Regions from separate parts of the Mus musculus genome. Here region 2 is linked to region 1. The links are chromatin loops, found by intact Hi-C in ENCODE. Cell type or tissue: left cerebral cortex. All regions are shown on one strand. Region 1 holds the start of Dis3 (DIS3 homolog, exosome endoribonuclease and 3'-5' exoribonuclease). Region 2 holds the start of Mzt1 (mitotic spindle organizing protein 1).

The links. A loop is a pair of places that touch in the nucleus more often than their neighbours do. Peaks named below come from ENCODE experiments on the same cell type or tissue, not always from the same donor. Only the 100,000 strongest peaks of a DNase experiment are listed, where the experiment ranks them.
Region 2: a loop joins it to region 1, with 2.9 times the contacts of the local background. A loop is called at or near these places in 16 of 42 quality-filtered maps.

What each region holds. Positions count from the first base shown.
Region 1 is chr14:99,098,506-99,101,005 of GRCm38, reverse strand. Dis3 (DIS3 homolog, exosome endoribonuclease and 3'-5' exoribonuclease) reads left to right here and starts at 1,236. Exons shown (of 21, transcript NM_028315.2): 1 at 1,236-1,560; 2 at 2,166-2,323. The coding sequence starts at 1,333. Pibf1 (progesterone immunomodulatory binding factor 1) reads right to left here and starts at 1,582. Exons shown (of 18, transcript NM_029320.3): 1 at 877-1,582. In left cerebral cortex, a CTCF peak has its summit at 1,283; DNase peaks (open chromatin) are centred at 691, 1,168 and 1,554; H3K4me3 peaks cover 1,879 bases; H3K27ac peaks cover 654 bases.
Region 2 is chr14:99,044,078-99,046,577 of GRCm38, reverse strand. Mzt1 (mitotic spindle organizing protein 1) reads left to right here and starts at 442. Exons shown (of 3, transcript NM_175245.4): 1 at 442-584. The coding sequence starts at 515. Bora (bora, aurora kinase A activator) reads right to left here and starts at 201. Exons shown (of 12, transcript NM_175265.5): 1 at 1-201. In left cerebral cortex, no CTCF peak of the experiment used is centred here; DNase peaks (open chromatin) are centred at 283 and 988; H3K4me3 peaks cover 1,847 bases; H3K27ac peaks cover 455 bases.

The sequences.
Region 1 (2,500 bases):
TTAAATATACAAAAAAAAAAAAACCTACTACAGGGCATACAGAGCATTAAAGAGACACCAAGGATCGCCTAGATCATTAGGTATTGGAAGGTCCCAAATGTAAGCCAGATTAGTGTTCAAATCAAACAGACTCACTAAATCCTATCATGAACTCACCCATTGTCCTGTGTGTGTGTGTGTGTCTCGGGGCAAGAATCTTACTTGAAGGTAACAGATAAATAAAGTCATGTAAAATAGAAAGGATAGCCCTATAATACTAAGTTTCAAACTCAAGGAGAGGTTGATTTTTGTCACTGAAGGTCCTCACAGAAGTAGTATTGAAATCTGGACACAGAGAGAAAAATGTTGGTATGTCGGTGGAGGGTTTATAAAGCAAGACTTACATGCCAGGTTTAGTTTTACAGTTAAGGCATCACCGAAAAATTTGAAAACAGGCTCAGAGTGCGACAAAAGCATTTTTAAATAACTTGAAAAACCTAAAGAGGTTAGAAGGGTACAAACTCGAATATTCTGAATAGCACATTTTAGCCTTCACAAGGCTTTTTGTAACTCCCTTGTTTAAATACGACACGATTTAGTAAAATAGTTATAGAACTAGCTATTTCAGTTTCTCTAAGAGGAACGCTAAAGAAGGAGGTCTGTGTGGTGGGGGGGAACAGGAAGAGCTTCAGTACAATCCGCCTCTTTCCTTTTTAAAGGGAAAGGATTGGGGGGGAAAAAAAGTAAAATAAGAAAACAAATCCTTGCGTGAGTTACCAAGGACCAGGGACCGGCTTCTCCCTCTTTGATTAAGAAATCCGTACATTCTAAACTTCCTACATTTTAGCATCTCTGCGCCGCGTGAGAAAGAAAGGGAAAAGGATTCCTGGAAGCTACCTCTCAATGGTCAGTAACTCCGCATATAAGGATAACACCAGCTTCACCCGGACTCTTGGAAGAACCAATGGCGTCTTCAGTCAGCAGCTCAGGCTGCCACCCCTCAACAGGTATCTCGGGGCTACCGGACCGTTAGGATCGGTCACCAAGACAACCACACGCCGTGCCCCAGAAGAAGTCGGAAGAACCTGGGGTGCGCAGGTACCCAAGCTCACTCCTTCCCGGAAGCCAGTCGGAAGCGGTGCAGGCTGGGAGCTGTAGTCCAGAGGAAAGCCCCGCCCACCGGCGGGAGGAAACAACCAACACTCGCCCAATCACCGCGACCGTCGGGGAACGAACGCGCCTTCGTGTTTTCTCGCGAGAGTGACCTCACCAGCCAGCGGGCAAAAGCGGGAATGCGCGTGGCCGCGCCTCGGTTTCTTAGCTGACGGCCGGGATCCCACGCCGCGAGGCGAGATGCTCAGGTCCAAGACGTTCTTGAAGAAGACCCGCGCGGGCGGCGTGGTGAAGATCGTGCGCGAGCACTACCTGCGGGATGACATCGGCTGCGGCGCGCCGGCTTGCTCGGCCTGCGGCGGGGCGCACGCGGGCCCGGCCCTGGAGCTGCAGCCCCGGGACCAGGCGAGCAGCCTCTGCCCGTGGCCGCACTACCTTCTGCCGGACACCAATGTGCTGCTGCACCAGGTGCGTGGACGCGGGGCCGCGTGGTGACGAGGGGGCGTGGCAGACAGGGACGCTGGGGACCGGGGAGGCGGGTCTTGGGATGTTGGATGGAGAGAGGCAAGTACCGTGGCTACCCTCGCTCGCATCCTGCCATCCAGGCTGAGGTACCGTTCCCTGATGTCACTTTATTTATTTATATATATATATTTTTTTTCGGTTCTTGGAGTCTTATTTTTAGACACGTTACATTTTCTAACCCCTGGTGTCTCTTCTACTTTAGATTATAAGTGCCTGGAAGCCGGGGACCTGGGCTTCTGTGGCCTCCAGATTGCGACCCCCAGGCAGCTTGTAAGTGCCTACGAACAAAAAATTGTGTGGGCCAGCATAATTTACTTATTAATAGCTCTGGTATTGCAAACTCTGTGGTCCGATTATGGGTGCTTGTCATCGTCTCAGGCCTACAGGGTCCCCCCTTAGTGACTTTGTCAAGTTTTTTCTGCAGCCAAGTACCACTTTGGCCTAACGGAGAGTCAGTGTTTTAAACTGTCACAAGAATTCAGGCTGGGCAGAGAGTTCAAGGTAGAACTGAAAACGGGGGAGTTAACATTTGGCTTTGGTTTTTTAAGATTGATGTCCTCGAACACCCGGCCATCAGAAATGTCATTGTGCTACAAACAGTGATGCAAGAAGTGAGAAACCGGAGCGCCCCCATCTACAAGCGAATCAGGGATGTGACCAATAACCAGGAAAAGCATTTCTATACCTTCACTAATGAGCACCATAAGTAAGTATCACAAAACCACAGGGCTACCTAAATTTAACAGACTTCTTGGAAAGGAATTTATCAAACACAGGCTGTAGCTTCCTGTGCTGCTTGGTGGTTACCTGGTTGTGTGGAAGACAGTGCTACCTACATAGGCTCATCTAAGGTCGCAGTGTTAGTGAGGTCACACCCTAAACC
Region 2 (2,500 bases), 54 kb after region 1:
ACCTAGGCGAGCTCACAGGTACGTCTGGGGCCAGGAAACCAGAGCGGTCCACCTCGAAGCAGGAGTCCAGGCCTGGGGCCACGGAGAACGTACCTACACTCGTGGGCAACGTGGAAGTTCTAGCATCACCCTGCAGATGCCCACGCCAGGCGCCGACTCTTTAACTCCCTCCGTGCTCTCCGGCCAACCAGGGCGCGGGGCGGGGAGAGGTCACCGGCCAATCGCGTCCCACCGCCGTCCGCGAACCAGCCAATGGCGTCGAGGCGGCCGGGTGAATTCGAACGCTAACTCCTCGCTCTACGTTCCGCGCAAGGGAACGAGGCTCCAAATTCAAATCAACGCGGTCCGGCGTCGGCGCTCGGCGCTCGGCGCGAGGGGGCGTGGCCCGGGCGGCGGGGGCGTGGCCTGGGCGGTGCGAGCGCCGCCGCGCGGTGTGTGGGCGGGGCCGAGCGGCGGCGGGCGCTCCAGTTCCGGGTCAGGCCTTCTCCCACCGGGGCGGGGGCCTCTCCTCTCCATGGCGAGCGGTAGCGGCCCGGGCGCGGCGGCCTCGGCCAACCTGAACGCGGTGAGGGAGACCATGGACGGTGAGTGCGCGTCGTTCTCGTCTGACCGGGCCTGCGCTTCCCGGCGCCGAGCCCCCGGATGGAGGCGTCGTAGAGGGCCCCACGGTCCCCGCGTCGGCCTCGGCGGTATCCTGCGAGGGGACGGGGAAGGGGACCCGCCGCGACCTCGAAGCTGGCGGCCCCAGAGCTCCGGTCTTCCGCTGCGGCGGAGTTTGGCGCGCGCGGGGCGTTCCAGGCCTCGCGACCGCTGCCTGCGAGCCCATCCTGGGGCCACGCGACCCGCCAAGTGTCTGGCGCCTGCTCGTGTCTGGCGCGTGCTCGTGGCCTGGGGACCCGGGGCGAAAGGGGTCGTGGACCTTTTTGTCCACGCGGTGAGCTCAGTTCCGGGGCCCAGGCGTTTCAGTAACGGGTTATTTGTTTCCAGTGATTGAGCACCACTCCCCGTCACCATCTCCCACTCCTTAGATCGGGCGACACGGGTGACCGCGGTTGTGGGTGTGTCCGCGCCCGCTGCCTGATAGGTAGAGCGCACCCAGAGGTACAGAAATAAGTCTCAGAGTTCCCTTCTCTCTGCTATGGTTCTGCAGCTTTGTCCCTCTCGGACCCAACACTTAGAAAGTAACTATTATTCGTAAACAATAAAATAAAGTTGTAGCTCCGGGTATTTAAAATAAGACAGCCAGGTAAAGTGTGTGTCAAGTGATCGGTTTTATTTGCTTTTTCTTTTGCGTTAGCAAGCATCTTTCTTTGTCTTAATTTTACACGTTTCCATCTACGTGTGGTTCTACATGTCTGTTTTGGCAGTGGCTTTGATGGTTTCCAGAGGTTACCCCCTCAACATCTTTCTCAAAAGATAACCTTACGCTTTGCAGTGGTTTTCCCCACCTAATTGTTTGCCACATTGTTCTTTTTCTGTCTCCAGCCTGTCTTTTTTTTTTTTCTTTTTTCTTTCATCTTAGATGTTCCACGGCTTATTGTTTTGTAAAAATAAATGTATGTACACAAGGGTACCGTTGTGGTTTTTAGGTTGTGTTGTTCTGAGATAAGACTCTTGCCTGTGTAGCCTAGAGTGACCTCAAGTTCCTGAGCTTCTCTTTTTGCCTCTGGAGCGTCCATGGGGTGCTGGGTGCACCAGTGTGTGTTGTGAGTAGTGTCTGAAGAGAACTGGTTAAGTTGGTGGGCCTGCTGTGAGGGCTAAGGCTTTGCATCCCAACCTTTTGTGAGAGAACGTGTTGTAAAGTAAAAAGTACACAGTATAAAAACATTTAAGAAGTTTGTTTGCTTTTTTAACGAAGTAAGAGTATGTGTGAGGTTTTAGCCCATTTAAGTCATTGTAAAAGAACCAGCATGAAATTTTCAGTTTGGATCTTCCTTTGATAGCAGTTTTTCTTGAAGCTCAAATTTTTTTCTCCTTATCATTTTGCTCATTTCAGGTTACTAACAGTGACTTTAAGCTTTTCCTGTCAGTGGTTGCTAGGTTAGTGGGACTCACCTGTAAAGTGTTCTTTTCAATTTCGAGGGCAAGCAGGTATGTAACTTTGCACATGTTGTGGGAGGAATATGATTTTTCCCAGCCGTACACTCACAAACAAGACAAGGAAGTCTCTATCGATGGAAGAGAGGTTTTCCCTATACGACAGGAGCAGGAGGGAACCACGGTGGGGTTTTGAGGCTTTTGAGGAAGCGCATTGCTCTGCAGAAATGCACCATCTGCCATCCCAGGATGGAGAAGCACCCGCTGTGTGGGGAGCTAAGATGCTTCTATTAACCTTTGTCCTGAGAACTTGGGTCGGATTGAGAGGTGTCAAGGAGCTTGTGACCAGGAAGAGCTTCCCATCTGCATCCAAATGTCACAAAGTACAAAAGGAGAAAAGAGAAAGGCGTTATACGTAATGGTTATGAAATCTAATGGCGGCAGGATACCTGGTGAGCCCATG